3 separate regions of the Homo sapiens genome follow, and regions 1 and 3 are each linked to region 2. Evidence: chromatin loops called from intact Hi-C (ENCODE). Cell type or tissue: HCT116. All regions are shown on one strand. Each heading gives the region's core, and the rest is flanking DNA. Links, peaks and the distances in the headings are about the cores only. Region 1 holds the start of TEPSIN-AS1 (TEPSIN antisense RNA 1). Region 2 holds the start of LOC124904080 (a long non-coding RNA gene). Region 3 overlaps CEP131 (centrosomal protein 131).

The links. Hi-C counts contacts between places; a loop is a spot of excess contacts. Peaks named below come from ENCODE experiments on the same cell type or tissue, not always from the same donor. Only the 100,000 strongest peaks of a DNase experiment are listed, where the experiment ranks them.
Region 1: it touches region 2 in a loop (9-fold over the local background); 80 of 110 quality-filtered maps call a loop at or near these places.
Region 3: it touches region 2 in a loop (7-fold over the local background); 58 of 110 quality-filtered maps call a loop at or near these places.

Annotation. Positions count from the first base shown.
Region 1 is chr17:81,226,050-81,235,193 of GRCh38, forward strand. It overlaps TEPSIN (TEPSIN adaptor related protein complex 4 accessory protein), which reads right to left. Exons shown (of 13, transcript NM_001363764.2): 5 at 7,932-7,999; 6 at 7,589-7,667; 7 at 7,383-7,454; 8 at 6,266-6,469; 9 at 5,798-5,972; 10 at 5,529-5,642; 11 at 5,349-5,427; 12 at 4,495-4,629; 13 at 2,228-3,427. The coding sequence ends at 2,879. It overlaps TEPSIN-AS1 (TEPSIN antisense RNA 1), which reads left to right and starts at 2,658. Exons shown (of 4, transcript NR_135654.1): 1 at 2,658-3,328; 2 at 3,689-3,878; 3 at 3,953-4,191; 4 at 5,809-6,160. It overlaps LOC124904081 (a long non-coding RNA gene), which reads left to right and starts at 7,409. Exons shown (of 2, transcript XR_007065940.1): 1 at 7,409-7,552; 2 at 7,890-9,144. In HCT116, for the core only: a CTCF peak has its summit at 4,616 (motif pointing left); no DNase peak of the experiment used is centred there.
Region 2 is chr17:81,139,525-81,148,948 of GRCh38, forward strand. All of the region lies in intron 1 of AATK (apoptosis associated tyrosine kinase), which reads right to left. LOC124904080 (a long non-coding RNA gene) reads left to right here and starts at 7,406. Exons shown (of 2, transcript XR_007065939.1): 1 at 7,406-9,044. RefSeq lists a silencer at 3,267-3,316 and an enhancer at 3,583-4,083. In HCT116, for the core only: a CTCF peak has its summit at 3,351 (motif pointing right); a DNase peak (open chromatin) is centred at 3,347; H3K27ac peaks cover 966 bases.
Region 3 is chr17:81,195,918-81,206,205 of GRCh38, forward strand. CEP131 (centrosomal protein 131) reads right to left here. Exons shown (of 26, transcript NM_014984.4): 6 at 7,577-7,690; 7 at 6,323-6,481; 8 at 4,412-4,529; 9 at 3,802-3,918; 10 at 3,464-3,632; 11 at 2,960-3,054; 12 at 2,198-2,380; 13 at 1,795-1,971; 14 at 1,013-1,138; 15 at 784-909; 16 at 1-34. Among named protein-coding and RNA genes, the nearest start is that of CEP131, 22 kb to the right of the region's middle. In HCT116, for the core only: a CTCF peak has its summit at 5,109; a DNase peak (open chromatin) is centred at 5,064.

The DNA.
Region 1 (9,144 bases), core at 1-8,000, 86 kb after region 2:
CCAGGGCTTCAGTGTAATGCTGAACAGAAATGGTTAGCATGCACACCATGGCCTTCTTTCCAATCATAGGGGAAAAGCATTCAGTCCTTCAGCATTAAGTATGATGTCAGCTGAGGGGTTTTTGCAGAAACCCCTTGCCACCCAAAAGATCTCTTACATTTCTAATTTGTCAAATTTGGGAGGGTTTTTGGGTCATGAGTGAATGTTGAATTTGTTTCTTGTTTTTTCTGCATAAAATGATCATGTGATTTTTCTTTACTGTTAATATGATGGATTGAATTACACTGATTTTCATAGGTTGAAACAGCCTTGCATTCCTGGGATATATTCCACTTATAGTGATGTATTACACTTTTTATATATTACTGGATTCATTTTGTTGTTTTCTTGAGGAATTTTGCATCTATATTCCAGAAGGATATTGATCTCTAGTTTTCTAGACCAAGTGTACATGGAACATCCACCAAGATAAACTATATTCTTGGCCATAAAACAAACTTTAACAAAAGTTTGAAATCCTTAACAAAAGTGTGAGGCCAGGCACAGCAGCTCATGCCTGTCATCCTAATACTTTGGGAGATTGAGGTGGGAGAATTGCATGAGGCCAGGAGTTGGAGACCAGCGTGGGCAACATAGCAAGAGCTCCATCTCTACCAAAGAAAAAAAAGGCCATGTGTGGTGACTGAGGCATGAGGATTGCTTAGGACTGCTTGAACTCAGGAGGTTGAGACTGCAGTGAGCTGTGATTGCACCACTGCACTAGGTGACAGAGCTAGAGTGCAGTGGCACAATCATGGCTCACTGCAGCCTTGACCTCTGGAGTTCAAGCAATCCTCCCGCCTCAGCCACCTGGGTAGCTGCGACCATGCCTGGCTAATTTAAATTTTTTTTTTTTTTTTTTTTGTAGAAACGGGGTCTTGCTATGTTGCCTAGGCTTGAAATCTTTAAACAATATAACAGAAATCATATAAAATATGTTCTCTGACTATATCAGAATTAAATCATAACACAATATGCTTTAAAATAACCCATTGGACAAAACGGAAGTCTCAAGATAAATTTGAAAATATTTTGAGCTGAATAACAATTTAAATGTACCAAAATTCATAGGATGCAGCCAAAGCAGTGTTCACAGGAATGTTTATAGCATTACAAGGCTCACATTAGAAAATAAAGGACATGATAAATAATCTAAGCTTCCACCTTAAGAAACTGAAAAAGGCTGGGCGCTGTGGCTCATGTTTGTAATCCCAGTGCTTTGGGAGGCCGAGGAGGGTGGATCACAAGGTCAGGAGATCGAGACCATCCTGGCTAACATGGTGAAACCCAATCTCTACCAAAATACAAAACATTAGCCGGGCATGGTGGCATGAGCCTGTAATCAATCCCAGCTACTCGGGAGGCTGAGGCAGGGGAATCGCTTGAACCCGGGAGGCAGAGGTTGCACTGAGCCCAGATTGCGCCACTGCACTCCAGCCTGGGTGACAGAGTGAGACTCTGTCTCAAAAAAAAAAAAAAAAAAAAAAAAAGAAACTGAAAAAATAAAAATAAGCCCAAAGCAGAAGAAAGGAAATAATAAAGAACAGAAATTAGTGAACTAGGAAACTGAAAAACAGAAATTAGTGAAGTACAAAAAAAAAACACCAAAGTTTGTTCTTTGAAGTAACTAATAACATTAATAAACTGTCTGACCAAGAAAAAGGGAAAACAAGTGACCAATATTAGGCATGAAAGGAAGAGTGTGATAGTGTGACTACAGCCCCACAGGCATGACAGGAAGAGTGATAGTGTGACTACAGCCCCACAGGCATGACAGGAAGAGTGATAGTGTGACTACAGCCCCACAGGCATGACAGGAAGAGTGTGATAGTGTGACTACAGCCCCACAGGCATGAACGGAAGAATAAAGGACTACTACAAAAAACGGAATCACAAATTCAGCAACTGATATAAAATGGACCAATCCCCTGAAGACACAAACTGCTGAAATTAGAAATAGATAACCCAAATAGTCTATTATTTATTGAAGAAACTGAATTTCATAGTTTAAAACCTTGCCATTAAGAAGGTGAACTGCAAGGACAGTGCCAGTGGGAAGTTCTACCAAACGTTTCAGGAACACCGCCTGTCCCTCCTTTGAGGAAAGCAGTCCTCTGTGTGTGCCCCTTATTGATGGTATTTTCATTAAAATGCACATACACAAAAAAAGAAAAATAAGCGGCCCAGGTTCATGTAAACAGTAGTGTTTATTCAGAAAGCATAAACCCCAGCGCTCTTGGAAGGTTTTTCTGAGATGGACCAGAGGCTCCAATCAGAGGCTTCGTGTGTAGGAAGCAATTACAGCCTAAAGGAGCAGGTGAGAGCCAGGGAAGGATCACGTAGGGATCTGAGACTTGAAATGGCCTCAGGCCAGACAGCACAAGGCAGCCCGGACAAGACACCCTCAACCCACATGCACCAAACCCAGCCTCAGCACCTAGCCCACCCCGATGGGACGGGGGAGCAGTGGCTTGTTGCTGCTCATGACCTCCTGGGGAAGGAGGGAGCTGAGATCAAAATGAAATAAGGAACCTGGTAGTCGCTTCCGCATTCATACAAGAAACCTCATGTCTGAGAGCAAGACAGGCAGGGACTGCCCCCTGAGAGCCCTGAGATCGACATTTCTGAAGCCCTGCCACCTGCCATCCCTCGTAGGGATTCAAGTCCAAATAGCCAGAGCCTCTGGCAGAGGAGATGGGGGAAACTGAGGTAGCCCTAGGGTCGTCCTCTCAAGTCAAGCTGCCTGGAGACTGTAGCAGCTACGGTTGAGGCTGCTCAGGAAGCACAGACCGCCCCAGACAGCAGCTGAAGCTGAAGACTCCAGGGCCAGGCCATCGGGTCAGGCGTTCAGGAACGCGAAAGCTGACGGCTCTGAGCCAGGAGGCTCTTTGGCTGCTGTCCTCTGGGACGATGTTTGGGGGGCGCGGGGAGCATCAGGACAGGACTCTCCCGCAGCAGCCCCAGCCCCCACCAGGCGGGGACAGGCCACCAGCTCCATGCCAGCAAACAAGGAGTCGCGGCTCCACGCACAGCTGCTGGGGCCTCTCTTTGGGCTGTCCGTGCCCCCTGGGATCCGTTCAGGTCTCCACCGCCTGCTTTCTGCCAGTCTGGCCTCGGCCTCGCTGGGGTCTCCGGGGGCTGGAATGGGGGAGGCATCTGGGGGTGGGGTGGGCACAGGGCTGGACGGCATCCCAGATGAGGGAGCAGGGCTCCGGGACGAGACCGGGGTTGAACTCAGAGGCTGCAGGAAGACCTGGCTCCCAGGGAGAGGCACAGCGTCGGTCAGCAGGTCAGATGGGCCTGGGAGGGCGGCTGTGGGGCCAGGCTCAGCTGAGGTGCCCCGGGCAGGGGACAGCTGCCCACAGGAGGCCTCAAAGTGCCTCAGGATCTGAAAGAGGAAGGAGGAACCAGGGAGGTTCCTATGCAACCCTGGGAAATGTGGGGACCAGGGCCCGCTTCTCCCTAGGACCTCCTCAGTCCCTCCACCCAGAGGGCAGGGCCACCTCTGGGCAGGACACCGGCTGCTGGGAGGGGCTGGGGCAGTGCACCCAGTTGTCATCCCACCGAGAGCAGCTGCTGGGCTGGTGCTGGCGACACGGGGCAGGTGTCACATACACACCTCGAATCTTGCTCCTTTACTCACTACTAGACAAATGGACACCCTCCCCGTCATAACCCGCCAGGCACTGCCGGAGGGAGTGAACACGTGGCCTGGCACATCTGGGCATTTCCAACTGTTGGACGCAGGGTTCTTCCAGCATGCCCGTTTTAGAAACCCCACTATGAGGTTCGCCTGCGGTGGTGCGAACCCCAGGCTCACTCGTCGCTCTGACTGAAAGGTGAGCTAGCAGATGGCCAATGACAGTTAAGGATGACTTGGGGATGGGTGACTGAGGACCTGTGTTTCCAGCAGCCAGGGAGAAAACAGGAAGAAAGAAGCTGGGAATGCCCACAGGCAGAGGGAAGGTGCCAGGGCCTGGCGGCCGGGAGAGGCCTCCCCGTGTGATTCCAGTGGCCGCCAGGCAGTTCAGAGTGTTCAAGTGCACAGAGATGAATGGAACCATTTCTGCCCTCCGGAGCTTGGGAGTTGAGCATGAGCTGTGTCATGGGTGGCAAACTGCATGTGCAGTCAGGGAGGGCTTCCTGGAAGAGGTAAGTGTGAGGCCAAGACACAAGGGCAGGAACATTAAGGCAGCGGAGTCTGGGGGCTTCCAGGAATAGGTAGAGGCCAGTGTACTGTGAGTGCTGCAGAGTTTGGGTGGAAGGCGGGAAGGCAATGGGGAGGTGAGGACCCTGACTTGCTGCTGCTCCCTCTGCCAGCGGGACAGGGACTTGAGAGGGGGTCCGGGAAGGGCTGACCAGGCGCCGGGCAGGGACGGGGTGGCCGTGGACTGCAGCGTATCTCCCACTGTACCCTTGGACCCCGGTGTGCGTGTGGCCTCCGCAGCTGCCCACCTTGGTGGCCTTGTTGGTCACAGGTCCCGGGCTGCCCATGCTGAGCTCCTGCAGCCACGGCCGGGTGCGGAGGAGGATGTGCTCCTGGGGGAGGAGGTCGCTGCTCCCCAGGGAGGCGATGGCACACAGCGCCCTCTGCGGGTGAAGGGAGGGGACATCAGCACCCATGGGGCAGCAGGTCCACGCCAGGGAGGCCTATTTGGCCATCTCTCTCCCTCTTCTTCCTCCTCATCAATGACTGGAGTGCCAGGAGGCCCCAGAGACAGCTCCACCACAGCCCTGTCCTCACCGCCTTACACCCCGGATCCCAGACACCACAGCCCTGTCCTCACCACCTTACACCCCCGCTCCCAGACACCAGAGCCCTGTCTTCACCGCCTTACACCCCAGCTCCCGGACACCAGAGCCATGTCCTCCCCGGCTCCTGGACAGACCCCAGCGAGAAGCACGTGACCTGCTGCCCCGATTGCCTTACCTTCATTCCTCCGCACGCCCCCCGACACACGCACACACGTGTCCACACTTTCATGTGCATGCACACACACACAGGCACATACATACACAACCACACACATGCAGTCATGTACACACACACACAGATGTGTGCATACCACACACGTGCACAAGTGTGTACACACCGCACACATGCACGAGTGTGTACACACACAGGCATACATACACAGGCATACACACCCACACGCACACACACAGGCATGTGCGCACGCACAGCCACACAGAGGAATGTTCACACACAGGTGTGCACACAGGCACACGTGCACACACACGCACACGCACACACACGCACACAGGCACATGCACACAGTCACGCCCTCCCGCCCGCGTGTGCAGCTCACCAGCTGCGTGCATTCACTGGTCCCACGCAGGTGGCAGGTCAGCAGCTGCAGCACGGCCTCACAGTTGAGCAGTCCACACCTGCACAGAGGGGACACCTGGGTGGCGGGTGCGGCCCGTTCCCTCCTCCCTCGCCCACGGTTGGGGCTGAGGCAGAGCAGGGCGGGTCCGGGCGCACTCACGCTTTGATGAAGTGCTGTGCCTCCTCGCGGCTCAGGAAGGCGCGTGGTCCCCGAGTCACAGTCCTCACCAAGCTCAACTCCTGCTGACAGTCACTCAGGGCCACCACCTCGACCCTGCCAGGGGGAATGGCCGGGTCAAGGGTGAGTGGAGGCCATGCCCCCACTCCTGTCTCGCATGGGGGAGAACCTGGAGAGCAGGAGCCGCGCTGGGAGGGGGACAGTGTGGTGCCTCCGAGACCTCTCCCACATATCTGGCAGCTCCCGCTCACCTTTCTGCCAGGTCACCCGGCTCCCGGCTGGCCCCTGAATGGCTGTCGCTGCCGGAATGACTGCCCGAGTCCGAGACCCTGCTCAGGTCGCTGTTCTGGGAGGAATTCTGAGAGCTGGGGCCGCTGTCCAGCTCATCCCAGCCCCCTCCGGCCTGCCCAGGCTGATGCCTCACAGCTGGAGGAAACAGGACAGCCGGTGAGATCCCTGGGGCTTCAGGCCAGCCCCATGCCCACCTCCCGGGGCCCTGGACCAGGAGGCCTCGGGGGCTGAGTCCTGAGCTGAGGATGGGTGGCCACCTTGGCTCCAGCTTCAGCAAACACCAGCCCCATGGGCATGTGCTTCCGCCGCGGGTCCCACCCCTCCTGCTGTGTGGGAGGCCCTGGGATTTGCCTCCGTGGCCGCAAAGCCCCAGCGGTGACAGGAAGGAGTGACCCAGACCCCAAGGGGAGGAGCCCTCGCCTCGATACCTCGGGGACCTGGAATGGCCCCGGGGAGTAGGTTCCCCAGGGTTGGGGGACCGTGGCTGGCTGAAGGCATCATGGCAGGCTGGTAGGTGTCACCCCGCGGCAGGAGCCTCCGGGTACTGGGACTCTCGGGCCCGGGGCGCATGGCGCTGGCCACCACCTCTGCGGCCTTCTGGATGGTGGAGAGGAAGGCTTCGCCTGCCGAGCCTGTACCCGAGGAGAGGGAGATGGGACGGCCGCCCAGTGCGGCCCCCACCCGCGTTCTCTGGGAGCAGGGTGCCCGCATCGGCTCCCTGCTCAAGCTTGGAGAGGTCGGGGTACATGCTGCAGGTAGGGAGGCCTCCTGGTGGGCCCCAGGCCCTCTGGAAGCTCCCAGTGGACTCCGCTTTGGCATTCCCACTCCCAGTGGGCCTGGACACCAAAGCTCACTGCAGAGTTATGCCTCCGTCCCTCTGTCCTCTGGGGGTGAAGGTGTCCTAAGGGGCTTGGGCTTGGCCTTGGCTCAGGGAGGGTGTGTCCAGGGCTCGGGGAGGGGCCGGCCTTTCCTGTGTGAGTTCCCTGTAGAAGCTGCCCCGACACCAAAGTGTCGGCAGGAGCCCCAGGCTGTGCGCAGGACGGCGTGACACAGCCTAACGGTGAGCAGCTACACACCGCCCAGGGCCCGGCAGCAGGGCACAGCTGGGCTGGGGGCTGGGTCCCAGCCGCAGGCAGTGGTGCCACCTGTGGCTCTCCTGGCGCTGGTGAGCAGTTGTCCACTGGTACTGCCCCACCTCATAACAGCTCCACACGGGACTGCCTGAGTCACCTGCACCACAGCCAGGGGCACAGCCCTCGGCCCCTCTCAGAGTGGGACTCACCCCTGCCACGGGGCCCAGCCCTGACTTCTTGCTCGGCCTGGTTTCTCTCATCTGTCCATAAAGCAGCCCTGGCCACACCTGCCCCACCCCCACGTCAGCAGCCAGAGAGAGACAGTGGGGACAGCCCCAGGAAGGGTTGAGGCCATGTAGGGGAGGGGACGGGGGACAGCAGCTACTAGATGGGGCGGCATGGTCCGGCCCCCACCACCTCCTCATCCCCACACCCTGAGATGCCAGAGCCCATGCAGGCCCTCCCCACTCACCCGTGCGGCCGTGTTCCTTGCTGTAGCCGAAACCCTGGAGGGTGCTGTGCGGCCTGGCCTGGGAGCCCATGCCTGCAGAGGGTCCTCCGTTAGCAGCAAGCCGGCCCCCACCCTCGGCCCTGCCCACGGATGGCACAGACACCCAGGACACTCAAGGAGGCAGAAACCAGGTGCCAGAGCTGGACACGGTCCCCTCAGTCACCTACCTGTGGCAGGCGGGGTCCCCAGAGGCTGGGAGGGAGCCAGCGGCAACACGGTGTCCGAGAACAGGGTGCTCCCCAAGTCCTACAGGGGGAGGCGAAGGCCCTCAGTGTCCTCACACCAGGGCCTGCTGTACTCACCCTGCCACCCATATCAGCTCCGTTCTGTCCCCCGGACACTTCTCCTGAGCCACTCAGCTGGACACAGGCTCTGTGTCCACCAGCAAGGAGCAGAGGCAGGGGTCCCGGATGGGAGAACTGCAAACCCCCCAGCTGACATCCTGGCCCCAATCCCACCCCTCTACAGGAGGAGGGGCACCCCGCAGAGCGACACTGCTCCTGGGCTCACCTGCGCGGCCGCGCGAACCTTCTGGTACAAGCTGTTCCCGTGCAGAGGATCTGGGGGCCCTGCAAAAGCTGCAGAACAGAAAAGGCAAGTCGGGGGCAGGGCTGAGCCTGGCACCGCTGCTCCCTGTGGAGCACGGTGCCCTGGGCCCACTCCAGGGTGGCAAGTTCCTGCCACCAAGGCCCTTCTGTCACAGCCAATGGGATGCCCTCCTCCAGGACCCTGCAGAGGCCACACCTGAGCAGACCCTCAGCTCCCCCTCACCCATGCCCCACAGAGGCGAGACTCTCTCCACAGCAACCACCTCGTCTCCCCCAGGGTCGGCAACCCCTGGTGCCTGAGCGGGTGTGGCCTCCCCGAAGCCCACTCTCCCTGCCCCAGGTGCACCAGGGACCCCTCAGAGGCTTCCGGGGCCTGGAGGGAGAAACCAGCGTTCTTATCACAGCCTGAAAGCTCCACCTAGCCCCACCCAACCCCAGTCTCAGCCGCCTCGAGCTCCCCTGCTCTGAGAGTTCCTGTCATGATGAACTGGGGCTTCTTTCCTTAAATCTTCCGGCCCCAGGGCCCCCCAAGCCTACACCTGGGGCCGCGGCATCCTTTCAGGGCTCAGGCTGAGAGCTGTGCCTCTGAGAACCCCTCGAGAGCCTCTGTCACAGGCGAATCCACTCACGCCCCTCGGCCGTCTACCTCCACCCTGGCAGGCTGGTCCCGTGATTCGGAGACGATGCTCCTGGCTGTCCCTGGGCCCAGGGCTGGCGGCCACAAGCTGAGTCAATGGCTGGATGAACTGACACCCTGAGGCTGCCATCTTCCCTGCAGGAGCCCAGGGCACCCACCTGCCACCCCACGCTGCCCCTGCTCTGTGACAGAGCAGGAGCATCACCATCTTGGACAAGCCCCTCATTCTAAAGTTCACCTTAACCAAAAACTGCCTAAATCCATAGGGCATCAGCCTAATGGCTAAGGTCAGCACGACCATGAACCACAAATAACATCTCCAACCAGAAACATTCCAAACTCCTCCCCAACCAGAGACATGCTAGCCCCAAGATAACCCTTCTCCAGCCGGGAAGATGCCAGCTTCGAGAAAACCCACCTCCAGGCTGAAAAGATGCCTGCCCCAAGATAACCTTCCCTCCTTCCAACCCTGCCATAAACTTCTCCACACACATAAACATTCCGAGCTTCTGATAAGCCCTCTCATCCTAAAACCAAC
Region 2 (9,424 bases), core at 75-8,074:
TGTCCCCCAGGCTCTTCCAAGCCCGGCCCTCTGCTGCCACACATGCTGCGCGGCCCCCAGGCTCTTCCAAGCCTGGCCTGGCCATACCGCGGTCCCTGGTCCTCCCGCAGGCCTTATGAGAGCCCAAGTAGCTGCACTGAAAGGTCACTTCAAAGCACACCCTCCAACCCTGGTGACCCCTGCTGATGCCCCAGCCCTCCACTGCGCTGCTGAGGCTGTGCCCCTGGCCATGGTGAGAATGGGGGCAGTTCTGCCTCCTCTGCAACTGGGCTGGAGGGTGCCTATGTGAGCCTGCAGTGGATACACCGTGACACCAGCATGCACACACGTGTCCAGGCTGTGGCTTCTTAGGCCACTGTCCACACAAGGAACCAGGGCCTCACCCATGGTGGGTAAAATGCACCAGGACTGTCACAGCCCATGAGTCCTCTGTCCACCAGCCTTGTCCACTGGCCCTGAATCAGCCACCCTCAGGACCCCCAAAGGATGACTCTATTTCTTTTTGTTTTAGAGATGGGGTCTGTGTTGTCCAGATGGGAATGCAGTGGGGTGATCACAGCTCACTGCAGCCTGGAACTCCTGGCCTCAAGCAGTCCTCCCCGCCCAGCCTCCCGGGTAGCTGGGATGATGGGTGTGACAGGCACGTGCCACCGGGCCTGGCTGGTGACTGTTTCTACTGTTCCTGCTGCGTCTCCTGGTGTGCACTCTGCCGTGAGGGAAGGCAGGGCCTTCACCCCCACTTGCTTTTTTCGTATCAGTGCTCAAGACACTATCATTCCCATTTATTTACGTCACACTTAGGCACTCCTTTTCATTCCAATGAGCTGTAATGTGTTACTGTAATTGTTTAGTTTGATTCTCAAATTGCCCCAGATTTGGTAAGGGGGCACCTGGTGTATGCAGAACAACGGCTCCCAGAGCTGTCCACCTCCCGATCCTCGAAACTTGAGACTCTGGGTGCCTTGCATGGCAAAAGGAGCTTTGCAGGCGGGATTTAGGTAAGGACGTGAGGCGGGGCCATTAGCCCGGATTGCCAGGCAAGCCAGGGTCATCCCGAGGGTCTTTGGATGAGGGAGGCAGGAACTGGAGATGAGAGAAGTGACTGCAGAATCAGAGACCGTGGGGCCGGGGGACCGTGGGGCCGTGGGGACCATGGGGCCGTGGGGCCGTTGAGCTGTGGGGCGGTGAGACCGTGGGGCTGTGAGCCGTGGGGCCGGGAGACCGTGGGGCCGTGAGCCGTGGGGCTGTGGGGCGGTGAGACCGTGGGGCCGTGAGACCGTGGGGCTGTGAGCCGTGGGGCCGGGAGACCGTGGGGCCGTGAGCCGTGGGGCTGTGGGGCCGTGAGCCGTGGGGCCGTGGGGACCGTGAGCTGTGAGCCGTGGGGCCGTGGGGCCGTGGGACCGTGGGACCATGGGGCCGTGAGCCGTGGGGACCGTGAGCCGTGGGGCCGTGGGGACTGTGAACTGTGGGGCCGTAAGCCGTGGGGCCCATGAGCCGTGGGGACCGTGGGGACCATGGGGACCGTGAGCCGTGGGGCCGTGGGGGCTAGGAGCCGTGGATGCAAGGGGCTGGAAAGGCCAGGGGTGGACTCTCCCCAGAGCCCAGCCTCCACCACATTGACTATAGCCCATGAAAGTGACTTTCGGCCGGGCGCGGTGGCTCACACCTGTAATCCCACCACTTGGGAGGCCAAGATGGATGGACCACCTGAGGTTAGGAGTTCAAGACCAGCCTGGCCAACGTGGTGAAATCCCGTCTCTACTAAAAATACAAAAAACTAGCCGGGCATGGTGGCGTGTGCCTGTAATCCCAGCTACCTGGGAGGCTGAGGCAGGAGAATTGCTGGAACCCAGGAGACGGAGGTTGCGGTGAGCTGAGATTGAGCCACTGCACTCCAGTCTGGGCGACAGAGACTCTGTCCCCCCCAAAAGAAAAGAAAGTAAGTGACTTTCAATTTCTGACTTCCAGAACCTACGATAATAGACTCCATGAAATCTGTAATCAGTGGCCACAGGAAACTCATGCAACAGCCCTTCCAAGGGGCTCCCCAGCAAAGCCTCTGTGGTGTCTGCCCCCAACCCCTGTGCCTCCTGGGACACAAGACAGGCCCAGCAAGGGTGGGGGTGCCATGGAAAGCTTGGTGGCTGGGCAGGTCCCCAGAGGGCCGCCATCAGTCCTCAAAGACATGCTCAGATGCAGTGGCTCAGGCCTGGCACCAGCTGGTCCCAAGGTGGGGTGGTGAGGGTACATCTGCTGTGCACACGTGGCTGGACGCGCTGGGGGCAGGTCCAGGTCAGCTTCAAGGACTCTGCCCAGGCTAACCCTAGAGGCCTCTAGTGCCAGCAGTTACTTACTTTTTTTCTTTCTTTCTTTTTTCTCTCTCTTTCTCCCTCTCCTTCCTTCCTTCCTTCCTTCCTTCCTTCCTTCCTTTCCTTCCTTCCTTCCTTCCTTGATAGAGTCTCACTCTGTCACCCAGGCTAGAGTGCAGTGGCATGATCTCAGCTCACTGCAACCTCCACCTCCCCAGTTCAAGTGATTCTCCCACCTCAGCCCCCCAAGTAGCTGGGATTACAGGCACCTGCCACCATCACCCTCGGCTAATTTTTGTATTTTTAGTAGAAATGGGGTTTCACTATGTTAGCCAGGCTGGTCTCAAACTCCTGACTTCAGGTGATCCACCCACCTTGGCCTCCCAAAATGCTGGGATTACAGGCATGAGCTACCAGGCCCGCTCTTTTTTTTCTTTTTTCTTTTCTTTTTTTTTTTGAGACAGAATCTTGCTCTGTCACCCAGGCTGGAGCGCAGTGGTGCAATCACGGCTCATGGCAGCCTCAAACTCCTGGGCTCAAATAATCCTCCCACCTTAGCCTCCCAAGTAGCTGAGACCACAGCCTTGCACCACCACACCCGCTAATTTTTACATTTTTTTGTAGAGACAGGTCTCACTATGTTGTCCAGGCTGGTCTCAAACTCCTGGGTTCAATCAATCCTCCCGCCTTGGCCTCCAGTTTCAAAGTTAATGTCTATTTGGCCATTGTCCAGCTCTGGAGCATTGGCTCTGCTGAGAGGTTGGGGTGGGAAGAGGCAGAGCCAGCCACAGGGAGCTGGCAGGGGACCAAGAGCAGGGAAGAGAAGGAGGTGCTTGGGGTGGAGACACCCCCACAACAGGCTGCCGGCTTTGAGTCAGTCCCACCCTCCTGGGAGTGGCTTCTCACCTGTGAGCCTCCCTGAGCAGTAAGGACCCAGCCCCACCCCCGCCCCAGCCAGCCAGCCTCCCTGTCCCCGTCCCCCAAAGTCCACTTGACTTGTAACCACCCTATCCACGGAGGTGTGGACGCATCATCGGCGTGACCCTCACGCCCACCAGGTGGCACTCTCAGCCATTTTACACACGCAGTGGAAAGGACAGGAGGCTCCTGGGACTCTGGGCCACACACAGAGGAACAGGGAGGCCAGCTCCAGGCACAGCGTGGCCTGAGCTCAAAACACAGGCGTGGTCCAGGATGGCGCCTACTCAGCACAGAGCTGGGGGATCCCAGCTTGGGGTGCTGCCGTCCGCAGCGTTGCCGGCACACGGCCTTCCCTCGAAGGCCACGGGAGAGTTCCGAGAGTGGCCTGGCTGAGCCTGAGAGTGGCCCCACAGCCCAAGCCCTTGGCCACACCTGGCTCGATGAGCCCCCACCCCCGCAACGTGCACACGTCCCAGGCGGAAGCCGCCTGCAGCAGCCCCAGGTCCCAGGCAGCCTGTGCGGGACCCTGGAGTCCCAGGACACGTCACCTGACCTGGCCCAGCTTCTACAGGGCTGTCCCTAGGACCGGGTGCTCACTGCAGCACAGGGTGGCCCTGGTCAAAGCCAAGAGCTAGTAAGTTTTCTGTGTTGGGTCCAAATGCACTTCCCCTCAACCCCATCCAGCTCTGCCTGGGGCCATGCAGCCCCCACCCCTTGTGTCCACGCAGCCCCTGCCTCCCGTGTCCACGCAGCCTCACTTCCCCCAGCCATGCAGCCCCCACCCCCCGTGTCCACGCAGCCCCAATTCCCCCAGCCATGCAGCCCCGCCTCCCGTGGCCACACCTGGTCCTCCAGCCTCCTCGACCCCTCTGGCTTCACAGCCTCTCTCCTCAGCACGTCGCCCCACAGTTAGCAATCCCCACCCCTGATGAGGCCAGGACTGTGTGGAGTCCAGGGGCCCCACGGTGGGTGGCCATGGGGTGTGATCCCCACGGGGTAAGGCGAGGCCTCCACTCTCTCCACCCACACTGCCTCTTCTGGAACCTTGGGCCCTGCCTGCCCGGGGCTCCAGGCTCTGCTCACCCGTCGGGTGTGCCTGGCATGCATGCCCCGTGGGTGCGGGCGTGACCCCCACATGCTAGCTCAGTCTGAGGTTCCAAGGCTCCCAGCCATTCCCCCCACAACAGCAGGTGCACCCAGGGTGAGCACGGTGCCCAGGGTTGCCCCTGCATGCTTCCTCCACCCAAGCTGCCTTCCTGCAGGGACGGGTGGCCAGGGTGGCCAGCACATAAGGTGTGGCTCTCTGCCCCCACCCCTGTCCCCGCTCGGCCCTTCAGGAAGCTTCCTGCTAAGTGGCTAAGTGCACCCCTCCAGGAACTTGGGGCTCACTCCCCTCCCCGAGGCAGCCTCTTTCACCTTTTGTGGCACCAACAGCCAGCGTCTCTTGCACAGACCCAGCCTGGCCCACACCTCCCAAAAATGCCCCCAAAATGTCCCCAAATCACACAAACAAATGGATCAGGATCAGCAAAGCTGCAGATAGGAGCCTGGGGGTAAAGGTCAAGGCCCCTTGTCCCAGCCCCACACTGCCCTCCCCATCGCTCTGTGCTGGTCGGGTGTTCACACCTGGGGCAAGGTAGCCAGGACCCTGGGGAGAGGGTGGCCACATCATCAGGGAAGAGCAGGCCTGTGGGTGGCCGAGAGGACACAGTGGCCCCTGGAGGCACCCCCAGGCGGGGCCGCTGCAGCTGGGACAATGGAGGGGCAAGGGGGCCGGGCAGGGGGCCCGCAGGAGCCCACAGGGCTCCCTTGAGAGCCGCCCACCCACTCTCAGTGCCGCACCCCCGGCCATTCACATTTCCAGCGTGGGAGGAGTTCGCCTTCACTGTTACTAAAGCTTCTGTCTTCATCAAATCCACACCGGAGAGTGTGGCAGAGTCTGAGAGCCCAGCTCGCTCCTGTGAATCACAAGCTACGAAGTCCAGCGTGCTGGTGCCCATTAAAGACACTGCCTTAGATGAAGCTCCCGGGTGAAAGAAGCTAACAGCGTGGAAAAAGAAAGCACAGACAGGAAATCTGCCCTTCCAGCGTCAAAAGCTACAATAATTAGAACCTCACAGTGCTGGGGCACAAACCCACCAAAATCTGGGCCTGGCCACGCAGAGGATTCCACACTCCATGAAAAGCCTGACTTCAGGCCGGGCGCGGTGGCTCACGCCTGTAATCCCAACACTTTGGGAGGCCGAGGTGAGTGGATCACTTGAGGTCAGGAGTTCGAGACCATCCTGGCCAACATGGTGAAACTCCGCCTCTACTAAAAACACACAAATTAGCCAGGTGTGGTGGCAGGTGCCTGTAATCCCAGCTACTCAGGAGGCTGAGGCGGGAAAATCGCTTGAACTCCCAAGGTGGAAAATGCAGTGAGTCAAGATTGTGCCACTGTACTCCTGCCTGGGCTATCGATAGAGTGAGACTCCATCAAAAAAAAAAAAAAAAGAAAAAGAAAAAGAAAAAAGAAAAAAATAGCCTGACTGCATAACTTCAGATTAAATGATTCTAAGATAGATTACAGCATCTTAAAAGAAAATAGGTAAATATTAGATTTCTGAATGGAGAAGGATTTGTAAGCTAAAAGCAATGGAAGGGATCGCAAAAGAAAATATTGAAGGCTTTGGCTCCGTAAAAATGTCTGTTCCGGCTGGGCACAGTGGCTCACGCCTGTAATCCCAGCACTTTGGGAGGCTGAGGTGGGCAGATCACCTGAGGTCAGGACTTTGAGGCCAGCCTGACCAATATGATGAAACCCCGTCTCTACTAAAAATACACAAATTAGCCAGGCGTGGTGGCATGCTTCTGTAATCCTAGCTACTCGGGAGGCTGAGACAGGAGAATTGCTTGAACCTGGGAGGCGGAGGTTGCAGTGAGCGGAAATCGTGCCATTGCACTCCAGCCTTGGCAACGAGAGCAAAACTCCATCTCAAAAAAAAAAAAAAAAAAAAAGGGTGTTCGATAAAAGCCCTCAAATTAAAGGCACACAGCGAACCGAAAAAAGCAATTTACAGAAAATATGTCGAAGAGCTGATGTCATGACTACACAGAGCACACAATCAGTAAAAAATAACAAATACGTTAAGACCCCAAACATAAACAAGACTGAGCGCGGTGGCTCACACCCACAATCCCAGCACTTTGGGAGGCCGAGGCAGGCGGATCACTCGAGGTGAGGAGTTCGAGACCAGCCTGGGCAACATGGCCAAATCTCTTCTCTACAAAAAAATACAAAAATTGGCCGGGCGTGGTGGCGGACACCTGTAATCCCAGCTACTTGGGAGGCTGAGGCAGGAGAATGACTTGAACTCAGGAGGTGGAGGTTGCAGTGAGCCAAGATCACACCATTGTACTCCAGCCTAGGCAAGAGAGCGAGACTCCATATTAAAAAAAAAAAAAAAAGAAAAAATTAGCTGGGCGTGGTGATGCACACCTGTGGTCCCAGCTACTCAGGAGGCCGAGGTGGGAGGATCACTTGAGCCCAGGAGGCGGAGGTTGCAGTGAGCCAAGATTGAGCCACTGGACCGCAGCCTGGGTGACAGAGAGAGACCCTGTCCCAAAAACAAAAACCACAAACAAGCAAACTACGTGAAGTCAGCTCACAAATGAGGAAATACAAATTGCCCAACCCGGCAGGGCACGGTGGCTCACACCTATAATCCCAGCACTTTGGGAGGCCGAGGTGGGTGGATCACTTGAGGTCAGGAGTTTGAGACCAGCCTGGCCAACATGGCGAAACCTTGTCTCTACTAAAAATACAAAAATTAGCCGGGCATGGTGGCAGGTGCCTGTAGTCCCAGCTACTCGGGAGGCTGAGGCAGGAGAATGGCTTGAACCCAAGAGGTAGAGGTTGTAGTGAGCCGCCCAGATCGCACCACTGCACTCCAGCCTGGATGACAGAGCAAGACGCTGTCTCAAAACAAATAACAACAAAAAACCAAACTGCCCAATCCGTGAGAAAATGTTCAGCCTTGATCATAAAGAAATGCAAAATTATAACATGTCCAGTTTCCAGACAGCGGGAGTTTGTAGAAGCCAGTAAATCAGAACCGGCTGCCCAGGCCGTTTGGTGGATGTTAAATCAGAACAGCCTGTGGACCTGCCTTCTCTCCAGCCAAGTAATTCCATGTCTGGAAATTTACACTAAGAAAATAACCTAGAGGGCACACGCATCCAGAATAAAAATAAAGTAAGGAATGAGAAAGTGAACGCCGCAGACGGAAAAAGCTATTTGCACAAAGATGTTCATTGCAGTGGTATTTATAAGAGCAAAAAAGAGGCCAGGCCTGGTGGCTCCCGCCTGTAATCTCAGCACTCTGGGAGGCCGAGGCAGACAGATCACGAAGTCGGGAGATCGAGACCATCCTGGCTAACACGGTGAAACCTTGTCTCTACTAAAAATACAAAAATTAGCCAGGCGTGGTGGCAGGTACCTGTAGTCCCAGCTACTCGGGAGGCTGAGGCAGGAGAATCGCTTGAACCCGGAAGGCAGAGGTTGCAGTGAGCTGAGATCTCACCACTGCACTCCAGCCTGGGTGACAGAGCGAGACTCCATCTCAAAAAAAAAAAAAAAAAGTAAAAAAGAGCCTAAATGTTCAACAGTGAAAGAATGATGAAATAAAAACAATGGTATATCTGCAAAATAAGCCATAAAAAGTGAATTTAAGACTATGTTTTAGGCCTGGTAAGGTGGCTAACATCTGTAATCCCAGGATGCCAAGACTGGCGGATTGCTTGAACTTAAGAGTTTGAGACTAGCCTGGCCAGCATGGCGAAACCCCATTTAAAAAATAAATAAATAAAATTAGCCAGGCATAGTGGCACACACCTGTGGTCCCAGCTACTCCGGAGGCTGAGGTCGGAGGATCGCTTAAGCCCAGGTGTGGAGGTTGCAGTGAGCTGAGGTCATGCCACTGCACTCGAGCCTGGGTGATGGAGCAAGACCCTGTCTCAAAGAAAAGAAGGTGTTTTAAACAAACGGGAAGATATCAATGACGTTATGCTAAGGAAAAGAAGCAGGACGTGCAGGACTCCCAGGACCAGGGCATGAGGGAAACGTGTCATCGTGACTGTAGGGCCTGGTGTATAGACAGATGTGCATATACATATTTGATGAGCTTTGACGTCTCATATACAGATGTTAGAATTAGTGAAATTACACACGGTCACCATGCGCCGTTTGGTTCTCTTCCTTCTACCCTCAGTAAGGGTAGAAACAAGCAGGACATATAACTATTTACAAATCCTGATCACAACTTTGTCAAAAAAAAAAAAAAAAAAAAAAAAAGAACAGAAGAAAGCTGGGAAAAAATACCCCAAAGCGTGAAGAGTTTGTCTTGGGAGGTAGAAATCCAGCTGGTTGCATCCTGTACTTGCACGTTTTCTACAACAAGCATGCACTGCATTTAGAATCAGACGATGTATGATTGTATTTGATTATCACTCAAACCTGATCCCATCACTGCTGCCCTTACAGAGCCGCGCTGGACGCAGAATGGCCACCTGCCCTGGGGTCTCCGTCCACTCTCTGCTGCCCCCACCACGCTCAGCCTCCCACTTGCTCCTCCACCCTGACATGCTGTCCCAACACCCCCGGCATCTTGCAAAGCGCCTGATGTGGTCCTTGGAGGAGCCCACCCCCGTCCACAGGGACCCTTCCTGCTCAAGACCACAGCCCAGGCCAGCTCACAGGGAACGTCCGCTGGACCAGTACCAGCCTCTAGAACGACCGGCTGGACTTGAAGCCACACATGGCTCCGGGATGAGGTACCTGGGGATGAGCCCCGGGGGTTCCCCCAATGGAAGGCACTGGATACAGTGTGGGAGGGGACACCAACGCCCTGAGGTGCCTGCGGCACACCTGGGGCAAGGGAGGGAAGGAGCATACAGACACACGGGCACACACTTGCACACACACACACACGTGCTCTCAGACACATGCACACACACAAATGCACACGCTCCCACTCACGCTCACTCATGGAGATTCGCATATGCACACACTCACGCGCACACTCACGCACACACCCTTGCCTGTGTCCACAGTCCTGCTCTGAGCCAGCGGGGCCTACCCGAGTGTCCAAGGAGCAGATGACCCTGCTAGTGAGGAGCTTGGGAATAGCCCCCAGTTGGGCAGTTGGCGAGGT
Region 3 (10,288 bases), core at 1,784-9,783, 58 kb after region 2:
ACTTTTCACTCAGGACCTTCTTGTCCTCAATCAGCTGTGTTGGGGACCGGAGGTGAGGTGCTACACCAAGGCCCCAGCCCAGCAGGACCCCTGATGGAGGAGACCCTCCCAGCCTCCGAGGGAGGCTAACAGCAGCCCTCCCCTGGGGCTGCCCCTCCTAGGTTTGTGGATGGACCCTGGGGCCAGTGGGGGGGCACGTGTGCAAACACGGGCCCAGGCCTGCATCCGCCGTCCTGTCCTCAGCTGGGGGACCCGGCGAATGTCAGAGAAGCCCCAGCCCACCCCCTGCAGTGATGTCAGGGTCTTCCTGGGATGAGGGTAGCTCTGCCGAGGCCATCACCCAGCCCTGGAGGAGGCTCACTGTCTGCCAAAGGGTGTCAGGACCACACCAGCCTCACTGCCGGCCCCAGGCCAGACCCCAGGTCAGGACACACCTGTGACAACTATCAAGCAGCCCTGGAGGCCCCTATTCTCACACACCCCAGACCAACTCTAGGTCTCTTCTCTTCAGAACAGGAGCCAACCGGGGCTGCGACTGAGCTGAGGGGCCGGCAGGACACCCCACTACACTCACACGGGGCGGCTCTGGATAAAGACAGGAGTGCCCTCTCCAGGGCATGCATGGCTGGGAATGGCATGGGAAAGGCTTGGAATGCGTCCAGCGGACACCCGTGTGACACCCAACAGAGGAAGAAGCTCCCTGGCAGTGGGAAGCCCCTGGCTCTGGAAGTCTCCATGAGCCACGCGCTGGGTCCGGGCCTCTGCGCTCCCCGGGCCGCTCACCTGGTCAATGAAGGCCAAGTGCCGCTGGATGGTGGCCTCGTAGTGCTCCCTCTGCCGCTGCAGCTGCCGGCTCAGCGCCTTCTCTGTCTCCTTGACCCGCCGGGCCGTGAGGTCTCGCTGCTGCGCCTGCAGGGTGTGGGCAGAGGAGGGAAGCGCTAGGACCGGTGGGCCTGGCCTCAGCAGGTAGGAGGCTAGCAGGGCCCGGGATTAGCAGTGCCAGCAGCGTTACCAGCGCTCTCTGCAGCAGCAGCATGGCCTGCTTCTTCTCCTCCACCTCCAGCTTCAGCCGCATCACAGACGTGCTCACCTCGGACCCCAGCTCCAGGGGCCCCGGCCCCGCCTCCGGCACCCACCCCTGCAGACACAGCCGAGCGTCAGGCGGAAGCGGCAGAGGACGGGGGGCAGCCAAGGACCTGACACGATGCCCCTGCGGCCCTGCCCTCTGGGGACAGAGGGGCTGCTGCACACGGGAGCCCGTGGGAAGCCGGAGGGCAGGTGGCAGGCGGCCCAGCAGAGGTCGTTTTCATTGCTCAGTACAGGAAATGGGGGCCGTGGCCTCAGGAATAAAAAACAAACCATTTAAAAAGTTCTATGCTGCCCAGCTTCCTGCCCTGTGACAATAAAGTTCACGTCACTGCTCCATTTAGCCTGGCCGCTAGTGTTCACCCAGGACAAACCAACCCAGAGGACAGCAGGGCTCCAGAGGGCTGAACTATCCACACATATGGGCTCGTGGAGGCAGCTCGGGGCAGCGGGTAGGTGGGGGCAGTATGGGGAATGCGGGCCCTGCCACCTCCACCCTGAGAGACCCGTGGGGGGTGCTGCATAACTAGGTGGGTACATGGTGAGGGACCACCTCCTGCTGGGGGCCGGGTGGGGGCTGGCGAGAGACCTCCTCCCCCTGGGGGCCAGGTGCGGGCTGGTGAGGGGCCTCCTCCCCCGAGGGCCAGGTGCAGGCTCGTGAGGGGCCTCCTCCCACTGGGGGCCGGGTGCGGGCTGGTGAGGGGCCACCTCCTGCTGGGAGTCCAGCTGGTCCTGCCCAGACTTCTCCATCTCGTCCAAGAAGCTCATGATGCTTTGTAGCTTGGCCTCCGATAGCAGCGTCCCATCCTCAGGAGGTTCGGGGAACGCACTGAGTTTTCCAAATTTCTCCAAGTTGTCAGCTGTCAGAGAGCTGGCGTCATCCTCCTGTGGGACAGGAGCCCAGCATCGGGGGCTGTCAGGGCAGCCTGAGGACTTGGGTTCCCCAAAGGCAGAGGTGGCAGCTGAGGCTGGGCTCTGGGAGGGAGGGTTGTGACTAAAGCCAGGAGGAGCCTGTGGCATCCCCATTTTCCCAACCCCCACAGCCACCGCATGCTCTGTGTGAATGGCGTGGGTGGACAGACTGTGCAGGGCGGGCGCACACCGTGGTCACCTCGCTGGCCCAGGCGTATCTGCCCCTGTGATGGGTCCTGGGGCGGGGCAGCACGTCCGGCTCCTTCTCCAGCAGCTGCAGTGTGTGCAGCAGCTCCTCCAGTGGCCCCCTGGACTTGGCGCTCCCCCTGCTCGGGGCCATCATCTCCAGGTTGTCCCCAGCTGCATCCTGGGCAAGAACGTCCTGCAAAAGAGCAGGGAGACAGATGCAGCAAGGCTGCTGGTAGCTGAGAGCAGCCCCCACATAGGAGGCCAACCGCAGAGCCCCAAAGGCGCCGCGGGAGCTCCCCAGTCCCGACATTCAGCCCCAGGAAGGTGAGGCCAGGGCTCAGACCTTCCCACCCGGTCTCTGCAGCTGCTCAAACCCAGAGCAGCTCCAGCCACCAGGGGACTCCTCCCAGTGCCCCACTCCAGGAAAACAGGAGTGCAGCCACCTGGCCCCACCATTGAGCAGCCTGGGAGCCTTGGCTGTCAGGTCACCCCTCAGAGCCGGAAGCTCCTCTTTTGTGGATGAGGATGCAAGGCCCCCCACCCCAGGACATCTGCAAAAACCCAACTGGATCCACCCCAGCAAAGGCTCCCCAAGAGGCAGCCAGCACCATGCATCAGAGCAAGAAGACACCTCCTGGGTGGCCTCTCTGAGCTTAAGTGGCCCCTAGAGCAGAGGAGGGGCTGGGAGAAGCTCAGCTCAGGACACCCCTGGCACAGACATGGCCCTTAAAGCCAAAAACCATGATGGAGTGAAGGACAGCTGTGCTCAGACCTGCGTCCTGTCCTCTGGAGGCTGCTGTGGTTCTGGGGATGAGTCGGAGGTGGGCAGGCAGCGGTCTCCGGGGCCTGCAGCAGGGAGGCCACCACCTGCACAGCAGAACACAGCACCATTCCACAGGGAGCATCCCGGGGCGGGCAGCAACTCTGGAGGCACCCCCGGGAAGGAGCCAGGCATGGGGGAGGCGGAGGCGACCCCAGAAGCAGAGGAGCCGCTGGGGAGCCACGGCCTTCTGGGTGTGGAGCTGTGGAGGATGAGTGCCACCCCTCCCTTCCGGGCCTTCTACTCTGTAGGGATCCCTACGTCCAGGACCATTTGATTGTCAAGGTCTCGGCACCCTCGTCAGGTCAGCTGGGGGCCAAGGCCCCTAACTCCGAGGACTGGGGCCGCCAACATGGGCAGCAGCACAGGAGGCCGAGAGGAGGTCCACAAGGGCTGCACTTCCTTCCTGGCTGCAGTCCACCCCCCAGAGCAGGGCGGGCGTGGAGCCACTCTCACCAGTATTGTTGGCCTTGAGGGCCTGGTGGGCAGTGCCGCCTGGTGTGGGGGACAGCTCCTGAGCAGGCTGCCGCATTCCTGGCACTCTGGTCTCCCTGGGATTCTCAGGTGGCCCACGCTCGGCAGTGCTCGCCTTCTGGGCTCTCAGGGCTCGTTTCTGTTGCAGCTCCTGCAGTGGGAGCATCGCTGAGCACTGTCCCTGGGAGAGGACGACCCCAGGCTCCACAGCCAAGCTGCCCTGAGGCTAAGTGTCCCGGGGCCCAGGGAGCCCCAGCAGCAGCCCCGCACGGTCAGGCCTGGGCCACGGTGCTGCTCAGTGGTCCCTGCGCGGTCAGCACCTGAATGGCTGCTCGCCTGGCTTGGCGTGCCTTCTCCTCCCGGGCCTTCCTCCTGGCTGCCTCTTTCTGCTGGTGCAGGTCCAAGAGGGTCCCCTCGCCTGACCGCTGCCGCTGCTCCTGCCAAAGAAGCCGGTGCCATGTGGCGTTTACATCTGGAAGACGGAATCCAGACCCAGACCAGAGGTTTCCCCACAACGCCCTGGAGTCCCCTAGAGTTCGTGGAATCTCAGGGCCAGCAGGGAAAGTGAAACCCCACCAGGACCTTGAACCTGCCATTTCTCTGCTCTACAGAGGATGAGCCCTACGTCGCAGGTGGCCAACAGTTCTGGCGTGGGGGAGACAGCTCTGCCCCCACAGAACGTCCTCCTGAGACTCTCCAGCCTGGGATGGACCCAGCAGGCGTTTCCTGACACCCAGGCCCTGAGGACCGCCAGTGAGGACCACCCTGACTGTCCGCGGGGACCCAGGGTCAAGAAGGATGCTGCACCCAGAGACGGGGCCCACGAGCAATCCTAGGCTTTGATTCCACCTGTCCCAGAAACTCAAACCCCTGGGATTCTGGGCCAGACCCCCCGGGGGAGCATGGAGTGACTGAGACGCCCACACTGACCTCCCGCTTGGCCTGAAGCAAGTGCTCCAGGCGGGCAGCTCCTGCTCCGCGCCGCTGCACCTGGTGCCGGTACCAGCGCTGGATGGTGACAGTGGCCTGGTTCACCTGGTGGATAAACCTGCCCGGAGAGCAGGACTCAGGGCCAAGACAGGACCAGCGCCCCGGCAGGACCCAGCTGGCTGCTGGTGGAAGGTCGAGCCGGGGAAGAGAGAAGCCGGCGGCTGCACTCAAGTAGCCCTTTTCACAAGGCAGGACCAGCCCACCTGGACCATTTTCACATGGCAGGACCAGCCGCCTGGACCAGCTCCACTAAAACCCAAAACCTTCTTCCTGGGAAGGTGCCCAGGGGAGAGGAAACGCCTACCCACGCAGGCCTGTGTGGCCTTATTTACAATTGCCAGGAAGTGGGAAGAGTTCAAATGCCCATGACCTGGCTACAGCGTGAATACTGGATGGCGGGACCCTACCCACAGGCAACAGGCCCGGGACTCAGGCCAGTGCAGACCACAGGCCGTGGCTCCACAGAGAGGGTGGTCGGAACAGGCAGGGCTATGAGGGAACAGACTGGTGGCTGCTGGCATCTGGGCGGGGAAGGAGCTCGAGGGAAGCCTGGTGGTGCTGGGCCGTTTCCTTATCTTGGTCTGCTGTGTCCACAGACAGCACTATACACCCTGGTGGAATCTCATGGAACTGCACACTTACAATGGGCACCTTCTATTGTATACAAATTATACTAAGTAAAACTGATTAAGCAAAAAAAAAAATGCTTCACCTTGGCTCTCGGGACCATGTGTGGATTCTCTCAGCAAAGGCACTAACAGAGAACCCAGAACGTGTGAGCCCTAGCTCGGGAGCAGTCTGCCCCGGGCAGAACTGGGGGGCTTCAAGGGGTTGCGGGCTTCTGGTCCCCCTTCCCTCGTGCCACCCACCGCGTCTACAGGCCTGGTCTCCCTAGCCCTAACTGGGCGGTAGGGTAGGTGACGGCTCCGCCAGGAGCAGGCTCCGAAAGTCCAGGCAGGGAGGTACCCCCGCGACTGTCCTGACAAGAAACGACTGTCATGGTCACAGGAGGCTCCGCCCACAGCCCCTCCAGCTCCCCAGGGGCAAGCGGCAGGGGCACAGCCCCCAACAGTCATCATCACAGGAGGCTCCGCCCACAGCCCCTGGAGCTTTGGGTGTTGTTGGCTTTTTTCAGTTCTGTATCTTCTTTGCCTTTAATGTTGTTTTAATTAACAGTTTTACTGAGGTACAATTTCCATACTATAAAATCTACCCATTTTCAGTGTACAAGTCAATGATTTTTAGCAAATCTAGAGTTGTGTGACCATCAGCACAGTGCAGTTCTGGAATGTTCCACTGCCCCTGGAGGAGCCCTCTCTGCCACCCCTACACCAGCCTTCGACCTCCTGTGATAAACTTGCCTTTGCTTGGTGTTTTATGTAAATAGAACCACACCACATGGGGTCTGCTCGGTCTCAATATTTTAAAACAGGCCGGGGGTGGTGGCTCACGCCTGTAATCCCAGCACTTTGGGAGGCGGAGGCGGGCGGATCACGAGGTCAGGAGATCGAGAACATCCTGGCTAACACGGTGAAACCCCGTCTCTACTAAAAATACAAAAAATTAGCCAGGCGTGGTGGCGGGCACCTGTAGTCCCAGCTACTCGGGAGGCTGAGGCAGGAGAATGGTGTGAACCCGGGAGGCAGAGCTTGCAGCGAGCAGAGATCGCGCCACTGCACTCCAGCCTGGGCGACAGAGCGAGACTCTGTCTCAAAAAAAAAAAAAATTAAATTAAAACAATTATTAAATGGAAATTTCTATCCTCGGAGGTGTGAGCCCCCCAGACCCTGATGCCTGCCCACCTCTGTGTTCTAGGCTCAGGCCCCCCCCCACCGCCCCAAGATCGGTCACCTCTCAGCCTCCTCCTCCGTCACCTCCTTCCGCCTGGGCAAGCCCGTGCTGCCCCCAGTATTGTTCCGGGCTGAGTGGGTGGCACTGGAGACATTCTTCGGCAGCTTCCCAAAGCCGCTGCTCTCACTGCCCTCACAGGTGGCTGCCTTGATGATGTTGCTGACAGGTAAGAAGAAAACACCCTCGTCTCACCGCCCAGGGGAACAGCTCTGCCCACAGGCAGCAGGTGCCCACTCCCGGAAGTCCCAGGACTGAGCCTGGAAGTGGTGCTGGCAGGCTGGCAGCCGGGGCAGAGGGGGACAGCGGCAGGTGCGAGGCCGGCTCTCCCGTGCCACATCCTGGCCTCTGGACCACCTGTGCCCTGACAAGGTCCCACTCACTGGTACCCAGGATAATGAGCTCTTTGCATTTAAAAACTTCTCACTAAAGTTACATTGAGAGGCTGGGTGCCCTGGCTCACACCTGTAATCCCAGCACTTTGGGAGGCCAAAGCGGGCGGATCACCTGAGGTCACGAGTTCGAGACCAGCCTTGCCAACATGGTGAAACCCCATTTCTACTAAAAACACAAAAAAATTCGCTCGGCATGGTGGCGGGCACCTGTACTCCCAGCTACACGGGAGGCTGAGGCAGGAGAATCGCTTGAACCTGGGAGGCAGAGGTTGCAGTAAGCCGAGATCATGCCACTGCACTCCAGCCTGGGCAACAAGAATGAAACTCCATTTCAAAAAAAAAAAAAATTCCATTGAGAAAGTTCCCAAAAGTCACAGGAGTCCAGAGCCTGAGGGACCCCTGAGCAACCCCAAGGCCATCCCCAATCCCCGCAAGACCATGTGGTGGTGGACTCGGGGGCTCCTTTGCCCCGCTCGGTCCACCCCCGCTGTGACGCCTTCTGGGCTCTGCACAAGCCTTGGCTTCCTCCTGGGGGCCCCACCTCAGGGTGAGCCCCAGACCTCACTGTGCCACATCTGGGCTGTTTTCTCTCTGTGGGAAGCTGCCGACCCAAGAACAGAAGAGGGCGGCGGACGTGGATGGGGAGCCCGGTTCACAGCTGCTCCACGCGGTTTTACGTGCACTGACCACGTGCCCTGACCGAGGTTGGACCCCATGCACACTGACCGCATGCCCTGACCAAGGTAGAACCCTGTGTGAACTGACCGCGTGCCCTGACCGAGGTCGGACCCCAGGTGCACTGACTACATGCCCTAACTGAGGTCGGACCCCGCAGCCCCGCGGCCTCCCCAGAAGACCTTACTTGAGGGAGGGGGCAGTCTGGTTGGAGCTCTTGAGCGGAGGCGCCCTCTCCGAGGGGGTGTAGCGGTTGTGCACCATGGTGGTGACGCAGTTGCCCACTGCTCCCTTGTTGCTCCTGCCAGGCCGGAAGAGAGACAGGAATGGTCAGGCCTCTGGAGGGGACGCCTGAGATCTCAGAGCTACACTCGCAGCACGGGCTGGGAGGGAACAAAGGCCTTCAGTGCTTGCTACGTGCTGGCAGCATTGTCGTCCAGTGTCCCCAGGCCCCTTCCACAGCCTGCGCCCTGATGATGGGGTTCTTCCCAGGACAGGAAAGCTGGACCAGGGGCTCCCACGGGGCAGGGGATAGAATCGAGGCATGAACGCTGGACGTGCCCAAGACGGGGGGAGCAGCTCAGGCCAGCAGCTCACAATCAGCTTCCAGAGCAGACTCACAGAAGCGAAGCCCCATCCCACACGACGGATGGAAGCCACATTCTCTGCCTCTGCCCCTCCGCAGACCCGCAGGAAGGCGGGAGGACAGGACCAATACCGAGGCTGACAGGAGGGATGGGGAGACTGCAGGAAAGGGGCATCTGCAGACCTGGAGGATTAGAAACAGAAGGGCCAGCAGAGAGCAACTGGGACACAAGGGAGGGTCCAGGCATTGTGGGGAGGGAGGGCGAGGAGCTGGCAGGTCCCGTGCCCCCACGGAGACACACTGTTCTCCCACAGGCATGGACAGGCTTTGAGGCAAAGGGGAGAATCTGGCTGCTCGGCAAAGCCCCTTCCCTCACTTGAGCCGCTAGCATCCACCCTGCCCTCCCCAGCTGGCCCTGCAGGTGGGGCAGAGATGGGTGATTCACCCAGGACAGCCACCGCCACCCCTCCCCAGCAGTGCAACCGGGCAGCCAGGACTCGAACCCTGGGGCGGGCTGGGGGTTTGTCTCTGGAGAGACTCAGCCTGTGAGGAGGGTCCCACAGACACTGGTAGGTGGGGATACTCAACAATGCCTTGCTCTCTGCACCAGTGCCCCGAAGTGAAGCCACCAGGCAATAGGCTTCCAGCTAACTCCTAGGGCCTCCCTTTTAACAAGAACCACCAAGACATCTGGGCAAAGACCAACATGTCAGAGGCCCAAAATCAAACCAACAGAACATGATGGGAATGAGGATAAGCAGAGAGCAGAGCAATGCACGAAACCTGCTCCTGCACCAGCCTGCACCTGCACCGGACCACACCTGCACCAGCCTGCACCTGCACCGGACCACACCTGCACCGGACCACACCTGCACCGGACCGCACCAGGCACCAGCCCACGCCCAGCACCAGCCTGGCCTGCACCTGGCACCAGCCTGCACTCACAAACGTTCAACAGCTGGTTCTTGGAGCGCGGCTCATCTGCCAATTTGGGTGGTGTGAATAACCTACCAGGACTGATTTTGAGCTGTTCAGGAATGAGCAGCATGGCATGTATTCATAAATGTTTTCAATAAAACACTAAATGGCCGGGCGCAGTGGCTCACACCTATAATCCTAGCACTTTGGGAGGCTGAGGCGGGTGGATCACAAGGTTAGGGGTTCGAGACCAGTCTGGCCAACATAGCGAAACCCCGTCTCTACTAAAAATACAAAAATTAGCCTAGTGTGGTGGCACACGCCTGTAGTCCCAGCTACCCAGGAGGCTGAGGCAAGAGAATCACTGGAACCCGGGAAGCGGAGGTTGCGGTGAGCCGAGATCACACCACTGCACTCTGGCTTGGGCGACAGAGCGAGACTTCGTCTCAAAAACAAAAACAAACAAACAAAAAAACACCAGAAGAAATAGCTTGAAAAGATGCTGCTCCTCAGGGGCAGGCGCCAGGGGTAGGAGGGGCGGCAAGAGTGTGGGTAGGAGGGGCAGCAGTGGGGTAGGAGGGGCAGCGGGGCAGTGGGTGGGGGGTAGGAGGGGCAGCGGGATGGGGGTAGGAGGGGTGGGGGGGTAGGAGGGGCGGCGCGGGGGTAGGAGGGGCAGCGGGAGGGGAGGTAGGAGGGGCAGGGGTGGGGAGGGTAGGAGGGGCAGCACATTTTAAGCCTATGGTGCTGTTTGACATTTTGGCTGTGTATGAACATATAACTGATAAATACTAAGGTAAATTTTAGGACCAGGTGTGGGGGCTCAAACCTGTAATCCCAGGGCTTTTGGGGAGGTCAAGGAAGGAGGATTGCCCGAGCCCAGGAGTTTGAGACCAGCCTGGGCAACACAGCGAGACTTCATCTCTACAACAAATTTAAAAATTAGCCAGGAGTGGTGTTGTGCACCTGTGGTCCCAGCTGCTCCGAAGGCTGAAGGGGGAGGATCTCTTGAGCCCAGGAGGTAGAGGCTGCAGTGAGCTATGATCGTGGACTCCAGTCAGGGTGACAGATGAGAACCTGCCTCTAACTTAAAAATAAATTAAAAAGCAAGAATTGAGCTGGGTGCAGTGGCTCACGCCTATAATCCCAGCACTTTGGGAGGCCAAGGCGGGTGGATCATGAGGTCAGGAGATCGAGACCATCCCGGCCAACATGGTGAAACCCTGTCTCTACGAAAAAAATACAAAAATTACTCGGGCGTGGTGGCGTGGTGGCACGTGCTTATAATCTCAGCTACTCGGGAGGCTGAGGCTGGAGAATCGCTTGAACCAGGGAGTCAGAGGTTGCAGTGAGCCGAGATCATGCCACCGCACTCCAGCCTGGTGACAGAGCAAGACT